2 separate regions of the Homo sapiens genome follow, and region 2 is linked to region 1. Evidence: read pairs that join two places in POLR2A ChIA-PET (ENCODE). Cell type or tissue: MCF 10A. All regions are shown on one strand.

Region 1 (5,000 bases):
TCTTTTCCTTCAAGTAGAATGACCGTTCCTTTCCATTTTTATCCCTACATATACTTTTGTCACAATAACTTTAACTTCTTATTGTACTTATTTGTATACTGGTCTGTGCTTCACAGTATACTCTGGGTTTCTTCAAGGCAGAGATAATGTCTCCTTCATCTTTATATCCCCAGAGTCAAATGTACACAATAAGTGCTTGGAAAATAAATGCGTTTTCAAAAGTTAAAAAGACTATGTCATAGCTAATTTTTTTTTTTTTTTTGAGATGGGGGTCTCACTCTGTCACGCAAGCTAGAGTGCAGTGGGTGCAGCCTGGACCTCCAGGGTTCAAGCAGTCCTCCCTGCTCAGCCTCTTGAGTAGCTTGGACAACAGGTGTGTGCCACCACACCAAGTTAATTTTTTAAGTTTTTCATAGAGATGGGAGTTTCTCCATTGTTGCCCAGGCTGGTCTCAAGCTCCTGGGCTCAACTGATAGAACTGTCTTGTCCTCCCAAAGTGCTGGAATTACAGGTATGAGCCACTGTACCTAGCCTGATCTTTTTAAATAAATGATTTTAGACATGAATGTTGGAGCTTGAGATCAGATAATTGGTTAGCAGAATTACTTAAGTCATAGCCAGCCTGTGACTTGATCTATTTTGGGAGTATCCTTTGAACCAGTAGAGGAATCCACTAAAAGGGCTATATGGCTGTCATTAGTAGAAAAACAAAAGGCAAAATGTGTTGGCAATTTTAGTTTCATGCTTTAACCTAGTTTTCTTATAATTTTTAAAACATAGCAGATGAAATACAAAGTTGAGTCGAAATACATGTGTTTTTTATCAAAGTAAAAGTATTTCTAAAAGATTAACAAACCTAGTTAACCTGACTTAAAAAAAAATCATACCCTACTTTTAAAAAATGTAAAAAGAATTATTTTACACTTAGCTTTTGCTAAGGGGCTCTTTGCCTCTTTAGATAAGTAGGTACATATGATATTTAAGTGATGAGACCATGAATTTCACAAAATAAGGAAATACTCAAAATGAATGCCAGTAGGCTGAAATGTGGGGGTGGGGGCTTTGGAAGTTGTGGCTTGTGTTTTTGAAACTTAACTTAGGCCTTCTTGTTACTTGTACTCCAGTATGTGAATCTGGTCCAATAATATAGTTTAGGATAAATGTTTGTGAATCAGGAAGCTTTCTTAAAACTAGTAACTATCCAAGATCTTGGAAGAAATTACAGAATCCTGGGGGAATTGAAAGAAGGTACTATTAGGTATATCTTTTAGGTATTATGAGAATTTTGTATTTTTTCTCCTGATTATTTAAAATTAGCAGAAGTTTTTTTAGTTCTAAGTTCCTGAGATTAAAGAATGTTGCTAGTTTGTACTCAATTTCCACATAAGGAATACATGACTTACTCTTAATTCATTGTTGGCTTAATCTCACTGTTCTGAGGATTTTCTTCATATAAATTGTGTGGATACTGTTCTCTTAATCTTTCAAGACATAGAGCTGTATGTAGGTCACTGGTGGATGAAATTCAGGAAGCTATCTATACCTGTAAGTTTTTTTCAACTGTTCAAGTACATAAGATTATTTTTCTTGTAAGAAGAAGAAAATATTTGTTTATATATTTATAATAACATAATTTGTTTCCAAATGTACACCGTAAAGAATTATGGAATGACTTATTGTTAAGCCCCTCTTTTTTTTTTTTTTAAGCTAAAGAATCAGCAATAGTCCTACAGCCTGGCTAAGTACAGTCTGTTTTATAGGTGTCAGATTGTGAAGAGAGTGAGGGCTGAAGCTTAGAACCACACACCTTGCTGGTGTTCGGCAGGTGCCAAGGGACAAACCCAGAGGCGATATCAGAAAAAAGCCAGCAGGCAATGTTGCATCTATCATAAGGGGTGTTAATAGATAGTAGGTGGTAAACTAGGCAAGCAGTGTACCCCTAATGTTAAATCAGTGAATGGATGAGGAGAGAGCAACTAAAACTTGGGAACAGCAAGGCAATAGAGAATGTAGAAACTTGTAATACTCAGAAATGTAAGCAGGTAGATAATTTGGCATTACAGAATATTTGTCAGCAGATAGCAGCTTCCAGTCAAAGAGCTCTAGAAAGATAGGAAGGAGAAGAGGAGAATGTAGTCAGCGGGTAACTGTAAGCTGAGCAGAAGAAACTCTGCAGGAATTGGGGTGCTGAGCAGGTTACCAAGATAAGGACCCAGGCCTATAGAATAAACAGTGATGCCAAGCTTAGGTCAGTTTCCATTATAGTGCTGAGAAGTCAAGGCTGAGTGTTTCAGAGGAGGCCAGCAATTTCACCTTTGAGAGAGGAGGAATGCTGAATCTGAGAACCGCATAAACGTGGTCACATTATTAAGTTAGCTTGTTTTATTCTGAACTCTCAATCTCAGAATTCATAGATTTCAGCATCTAACACTTGAAATGCTGGACTTTTCCTTCTGATGATTTTTAAAAATGAATTATGGTAGTCTATTTCTTGAGTCAATTTTGGTAAGTTACATTTTTCTAAGAATATCCATTTCATCTGAGTTTTCAAACTTAGTGGCGTAAAGTTATTTATAGTTTTTTAAGACCTAATATTGACCTAATATTGATTGTACACTTATCTCTCCTTAGCTCCTGACCAACCTTGCCAAAGGTTTGCCAATTTTATTCTTTTTTAGAGATCTGCAAACTAGGGTCTGTGTGCCCAGTCTCACTCACCTCCTGTTTTTATAAATAAATTTTTATTGGCACACAGCTGGGCCTATTTATTTATGTACTGTTTGTGGCTGATTTTGAGCTACAATGGTGAGTTAAGTAGTTGTGACACAGGCTGTTTGGCCCGTAAAGCCTAAAATATTTACTCTCTGGCCTTTTACAGAAAAAGCTTGCCAACCTCTGATCTTTTTGAAGAAGCCACTCTGGGCTTAGTTGCTATTCTTGCTTGTGCTGTACACGTGTATATATTTGTCTCCTCTCTTAGTTATTTTATTGTTCTTATCTAACTTAATTTGGGTGCTTAGTTCATTAATTTTTAGTCATTCTTTTTCTAATATGAGCAATTAAAGTATAAATTTTCACTATGTATTGATTCAGTGTTATTCCCAAAGTTTTGTTATGAGGTTATTTTATTATTTTTCAATTTTAATTATTTTTATGATTTCTGACCATGTGTTATTTAAAAGTGTTTCTTTATTTCCAAATATGAGTAATTTTTTTTCCTTATTTTTCCTAATGATTTCTGACTTAATTACATTGAGGGCAAGAGAACATGGTTTGTGTGATGCCAACCCTTTAAAATTTGTTGAGAGTTTAGTTATGATTCATTTTGTGGTCTGTGTTTTTTACGTTTGGAAACGATATCTTAAGCAGTTGTTAGTAGAGTGTTCTATATGTGTCTGTTCTAACAAGCTTATTAATTCTGTCATTCAAATCTTATATTCTTAACTATTATTTTGTCTGCTTGCTCTGTCAGTAAAAAGAGTTGTGTACTAAAATTTTACTGATTGTAGTGTTGTCTGTTTCTCTTTGTATTACGCAGTAATCTTATTAACCTTTAATAATGTATTTTGCTTTAGAAAGCTATTTTCTTTAATGTTGATATAAATACATGAGCTCTCTTTTTGTTAGTCATTGCCTATTACATCTTTATATCTTTTTTTTTTTTGGAGACAGGGTTCACTTTGTCACCCTAGCTGGAATGCAGTGGTGAGATCACAGCTTACTGTATCCTCGACCTCCCAGGCTTAGGTGATTCTCCCACTCAGCCTCCTGGGTAGCTGGGACCACAGGCATGTGCCACCACACCTAGCTAATTTCTTTCTTTTCTTTTTTCCTTCCTTCCTTCCTTCCTTCCTTCCTTCCTTTCTTCCTCTCTTTCTTTCTTCTTTCCTTTTTTTTTTTTTTTTTTTTTTTTTTTTGTAGGGACAGGGTTTCCACGTTGCCCAGGCTGGTCTCAAACTCCTGGGCTCAAGCGATCTATCTGCTTCAGCCTCCCCAAGTGTTGGGATTACAGACGTGAGCCACCACACCTGGTCTATTCCTTATTATATCTTTATATCATCCTTTTATTTTCAGCCTTTCTGAATCCATGTTTTATATATATCTTTTATAAATACTGATCAGTTGGATTTTAAAGAACCCAGTCAGACATGCTTTGTTTTTTAACTGGAATATTTGGTCCATGTACATTTATTATATGACTAATATTTTGGATTTTTTTCCATTATTTTATTTGTATCTCCCCTCTAGCCCTGATATACTTTCTGTACAGATTTATCATCTGGGATTAGCTTCCTTCTATCGAAAGCTCTTTTAGGATTTTCTTAATGAAGGCCTACTGGTGGCAAACTCTGTCCTTCCCTACCTACTGGAAAATATCTTTATTTTGCCCTCATTTTTAATTACTATTTATTTGGGGTATTAAATTCTATAATGTTAGTGGTTTTCCCTTAGTAATTAAAGATACCTTTGTGTAAATTAGCGGGGCGTGGTGGCGGGCACCTGTAGTCCTAGCTACTCGGGAGGCTGAGGCAGGAGAATGGCGTGAACCTGGGAGGCGGAGCTTGCAGTGAGCCAAGATCATGCCACTGCACTCCAGCCTGGGCGACAGAGCAAGACTCCATCTCAAAAAAAAAAAAAAAGTTAGTGGTTATTCTGCTATTTATTGTGTACTTTTAAAATCTTGTTTCTGTCCAATTCTCCTCTCCTGATTCTCAAGTTTCGTGGTTATTTTTACTGTACTGCTTTTTAGTCGTATTTTCAAATCCCTTTGTTTCTTCAAATGAAGTCTTTGAGGGTCTGATTTTGCTGTCTGTTGTTTCTACTAGTGTTCACTTTTGTTGCCTTGTTTCTTTTGATGTTTTATGATTTATGTGAATTCATATTTCTTGGAACTTTAACTGTGAGAACATTTGGAGTCCCGGGAAGAAAGTGAATTCCCTAGAGGTTATTTGCTTTTTCTTTTTACTGGGCATCTGGGGACATTACAAATCTAAGACCCT
Region 2 (5,000 bases), 110 kb before region 1:
ATAGCTTTATTTATACTACATTGCATCTCTTTTCCCCATATCAAGATTCCTAGTTCCCAGGTATACAGTAGATGACAGTGTCTTAATCTGTTTGGGGTGCTATAACAAAATACTATAAACTGGATAGCTTACAAAGAACAGATATTTATTTTTGACAAATCTGAAGGTTGGGAAGTCCAGGATCAAGATACCGGTAGATTCCATGTCTGGTGAGGGCCTGTTTCCCAGTTTATAGGTGGCTCCTTCTTACTATGTCCCCACCTGGTGGAATGGGTGAACAAGCTACCTGGTGCATCTTTTATAAGGGCACTAATTCCATTCATGAGGGCTCTGCTCTCACAACCTAATCCCCCGACAAGGCCCTACCTCCTAATACTATCACCTTGGGGGTTAAGATTTCAACATATAAATTTTGGGGGGACACAAACATTCAAACCATAGCGATGAAATTAGAATATCTCATAATTACTCATTAACTTTATTCCACGTTACACACACAACAGGATCAGAATAATAATACACATACTACTACCAATAGCATAAGAACAAAATACAGCTTAAAGTACTTTTTTCATATCATCTCCCTTCTCTATTTTTTAATAGCAGTGCTATATCTGCATTTTGTACAAATGTAGCCTTTACATGTTATGCTCTCTCTTAACTCACACTTATTATTAGTTTCAGGTAACTGTCTTTAATGTATACCATCAGTCCTCATGTTGATATATCTTTTAATGATCTGAAACTCATTCACTAGAATCTTTAGGAAGGGCTAAAAAACAGTATTCTCAAAGTTTTTGTCTTCACTCGTTTGTGTGGATGCCTGGTAACCTAGTCATTGTAAATATTGTTCAGTGGCTTTTATAGTTGAGCATTTTAATGTTGGTTCATATTGTATTCCTTGAGTCTCTTTAGTATGTTATTCTGTTTTCTTTTGGCATAAAGTATTGTTGTAAAAAATATGATGGTAATCTAATCTTCTTACCCTTACAAATCACTTGCTGGTTTTGACTTCATAGCCAATGGACTTTTTTTTTTTTTTTTTAAGTTCATCCATCTTACTAGAAATACATCTTGGTGTTATTTGTTGTAGGTCAATATTCTCAGCTACATAGTGTGCTTTTTCAACATATAGTTTCATATTATTGTTTAGGGAAAATTTTCTCCAACTATAGTTTTAAATATTTGTTTTGTCCCCTTGTTTTACTTTTCTTCTTCATAGATTCTGGTTATTTGTGGTTGAATCTTCTCATCCATCTTCAATATTTGTCAATTTCTCTCTAATGGTTTTAATCTTTTTCTTTATTTCTTTTTCATTTAATTTTTTTTTCTTCTTTTTTCAATTTTCTATTTCTCCTAGGGCAAAGTTTGTTTTGTTTTCTTTGCTCTTCTGTTTCTCCTAGTATAGTTTCATTTCTGAAATAATTTTTATTTTATTTCTAATTGTCCCCTGAGTTCTGCCACCTCAATTCTGAGTTTTTAAAATTTGGATTAATGTTTGCATTTCATTTCTTGTATCATTTTCTTAATGTATTTTAGCTTCTTTTGAAATAGAAAGTTATAGTTTAGATTTGTTCTGTGAGCATGTCTTTCTTGTGTAGGGATTTTTCTGCTCATTTTTTCCCCTTAGGAATAAGTGCAAGAGATTTCGCCTCAATACTTTTCTGTTTTAAATTTTTACATGAAAGTGTCTTTCCATAACTGTTAGTAGGACTGATTCGTGATTTTTGGGTAGCTTCTCTAACTTCACACAAACTCCCTCTTCTGTTGTTTTTATGTATTAAAAAGAGTCAGCTTGCCGTATAAGATTTCCTGGTTCTATTCCCTCCTCTCCCGTTATCTGGGCCTCCTTTATCAGTTGTTCTGCTATCCATGTCTCTGTCCAGCTCCATTTTGATTCCACTTGGTATTTCTCTTTAGTGTGACCCAGTCCTGGAAGGGAATCCTGGAAGGGAGCCCGGGCAGGTCATGTTTCTAGAGAGAAATCGTAAGATCTAGATTGCTTAAGCACTCTCAGTCTTTGTAGCAGACCTTTTGCACTCACAACTTGTGGGTTGGGCAAGACCTACCCACGTGTTTCCCAGTAAATAGCTGTTGCTGTTTTGGGCTTCCCTCATTCTCAAGTCTGTCAAAGTCTGTCAAGTTTCATTGCTTCCCCCCTTGCTTCCTCCTGCTCAGATGCTGATATAATTCAGGTCTTGTGGCTGTTTGGTGGTTCGTCTTCATTCATCAGTGTGGATGCCTGGTAACTAGTCATTATAAATATTGTCTCTGAGTTTTTTATTTTGTTAAGTAGTTACTCTGTTTTTATGTTGAGATTTGGATTTTAAAATATACTGCTGCCACTGTCATCTTCCCAGAACCCACTGAATAGATTAAAAATATTCTCTTCTTTGGCTGGTCAAGGTGGCTCCTGCTGTAATCCCAGTGCTTTGGGAGGCTAAGGCAGGAGGCCAGGAGTTCAAGACAAGCCTGGGTAACATACCAAGACCCCATCTCTACCAGTGAAAGAAAAATAGCCAGGAGTGGTGGCACACACCTATAATCCCAGCTACTTGGGAGGCTGAGGCAGAAAGATTGCTTGATTCCAGGAGTTCGAGGCTACAGTGAGCTATGATCCCACCACTGCACTCCAGCTTGGGCAATAGAGTGAGAACCTATCTCAAAAAAAAAAAAATTCTCTTTGCTACGTAGAATCCCCATTTTCACAAGAATCAGAAATGGTAAATTGGTATTAACTTTCTAAGCTTTGATAATGTAATTGTAACTTCAACAGTTTAGGGAATGTGTTCTCAATGTTATAAAATCCTCTAAGAATTGTATAGCAGTGTATTTTTTTCAGTCTACTGCTGGTATGGTTAAAGAGAGAAAATATCTGTGTCCTAGAACCAGTTAAAAAAAATTAAGTGTTCCAAGTATTAATGGAAACCAAATTTACACAAAACTTTGGTACAAAGCAGTTCGTAAGCAGAATATTATAAAAATAACAATTTCTTTTTTTTTTTTGTGAGGGGTTTTCCTGGAAAAGCTGCTAGACAAATTCTAAAAGAGCTGTAACACTAAAAAACAACAATTCTTATTATTGTAGAGGAAGAGGTCTATTTACACAGTGTTTTCACATACACTACCTCATTTAATCCTCAAAATAGTCCTCTTAGGGAGATACTGTTATTATGCATTCCATTCTTCGTCAGAAAAAAAAAATTGAACTTAGAGAACTCAAATGACTTGATTTAAGATTGTAGCAAGAAGGACTCTTACCACCTCTACCTGCAAAGTGTTCACTTTTCCACCAAGGGCTCAGCTTTGGTGAGATCCCTGTGTAGCATGTGGAAAGAAGTAGAAACCTGCCTAGTCAGCTCTATCAGTCATATACTCCCAGAGGACCCACAGGGTGACAGGTGCTGCAGGCAGATCACTCTCATGGTCTGGCTAAAAGCTTTGTCTAGCACCTTAAAGCCTGTAAGTGACAGGAGTGGCATTTGAATTGAGGTTTTCTGACTACAAATCCTCTGGTTTGCTTTTTCGTGCTAGCTAACATCCACTTCAGCAGAGAGCTTTGTGGAGCCTGTAGCTTGAGCAGCTCCAGGTGGCATCACAAAATCTGCGTGTTGCTGAACATGAGTAGCTTTGATTCATGATAGGTGTGAGAGGACCATGTCAGAACATTTCTGGTGATTGTGGCAGCATTTCTCAAACATTTACTCCTGAGTGCTCCGAGAGGCAGAGAGGAGGATCCTGTCCTACATCTCCATGGACTCTTTTATTACATTCTAATATTTTTACCTTAAAATTCATGCTGAGAGAGATTGCTGGCAAGATGGCTGAATAGGAACAGCTCTGGTCTACAACTTCCAGTGAGATCAATGCAGAAGGCGAGTGATATCTGCATTTCCAACTGAGGTACCCAGTTCATCTCACTGGGACTGGTTGGGCAGTGGGTGCAGCCCAAGGAGGGCGAGCTGAAGCAGGGTGGGGCATCGCCTCATCCGGGAAGCACAAGGGGTCAGGGGAACTCCCTCTCCTAGCCGAGGGAAGTCATTAGGCACTGTACCATGCACTCCGGCCCAGATACTGCGCTTTTCCCACAGTCCTCACAACCCACAGACCAGGAGAGTCCCTCCAGTGCCTACGTCACCAGGGCCCTGGGTTTCCAGCACAAAACTGGGCAGCTGTTTGGGCAGATACCGAGCTAGCCGCAGGAGTTTTTTTTTCATACCTCAGTGCGCCTGGAACACCAGGGAGACAGAACCGTTGACTCCCCTGGAAAGGAGACTGAAGCCAGGGAGCCAAGTGGTCTGGCTCTGCAGGTCCCACCCCCACAGAGCCTAGCAAGCTAAGATCCACTGGCTTAAAATTCTTGCTGCCAGCACAGCAGTCTGAGCTCGACCTGGGACTCTGGAGCTTGGTGGAGGGAAGGGTGTCCACCATTGCTGAGGCTTGAGTAGGTGGTTTTACCCTCACAGTGTAAACAAAGCCACCAGGAATTTCAAACTGGGCGGAGCCCACTGCAGCTCAGCAAGGCCTCTGCAGCCAGATTGCCTCTCCAGGTTCCCTCCTCTCTGGGCAGGGCATCTCTGAAAAAAAGGCAACAGTCCCAGTCAGGGACTTATAGATAAAACCCCCACTTCCCTGGGACAGAGCACCTGGGGGAAGGGGCGGTTGTGGAGGCAGCTTCAGCAGACTTAAACGTCCCTGCCTGGCAGCACTGAAGAGAGCAGTGGATCTCACAGCACAGTGTTCAGGCTCCGATAAGGGACAGTGTGCCTCCTCAAGTGGGTCCCTGACACCCAGGTATCCTGACTGGGAGACACCTCCCAATAGGGGCCGACAGACACCTCATACAGGAGAGCTCTGGCTGGCAACTCGTGGGTGCCCCTCTGGGACAAAGCTTCCAGAGGAAGGAACAGGCAGCAATCTTTGCTGTTCTGCAGCCTCTGCTGGTGATACCCAGGCGAACAGGGTCTGGAGTGGACCTCCAGCAAGCTCCAGCAAGCTCC

What was found. ChIA-PET counts read pairs that join two places held together with the same protein. Peaks named below come from ENCODE experiments on the same cell type or tissue, not always from the same donor. Only the 100,000 strongest peaks of a DNase experiment are listed, where the experiment ranks them.
Region 2: POLR2A ChIA-PET joins it to region 1 with 5 read pairs; 5 of 35 experiments call an interaction of 5 or more read pairs at or near these places.

Annotation. Positions count from the first base shown.
Region 1 is chr2:190,660,698-190,665,697 of GRCh38, forward strand. The region is part of intron 4 of NAB1 (NGFI-A binding protein 1); the gene reads left to right. Among named protein-coding and RNA genes, the nearest start is that of NAB1, 14 kb to the left of the region's middle. In MCF 10A, no CTCF peak of the experiment used is centred here; no DNase peak of the experiment used is centred here.
Region 2 is chr2:190,550,056-190,555,055 of GRCh38, forward strand. The region is part of intron 1 of NEMP2-DT (NEMP2 divergent transcript); the gene reads left to right. It also overlaps a transcript of NEMP2 not described here, the pseudogene LOC124906136 and the pseudogene RN7SKP179. Among named protein-coding and RNA genes, the nearest start is that of NEMP2-DT, 18 kb to the left of the region's middle. In MCF 10A, no CTCF peak of the experiment used is centred here; a DNase peak (open chromatin) is centred at 2,016.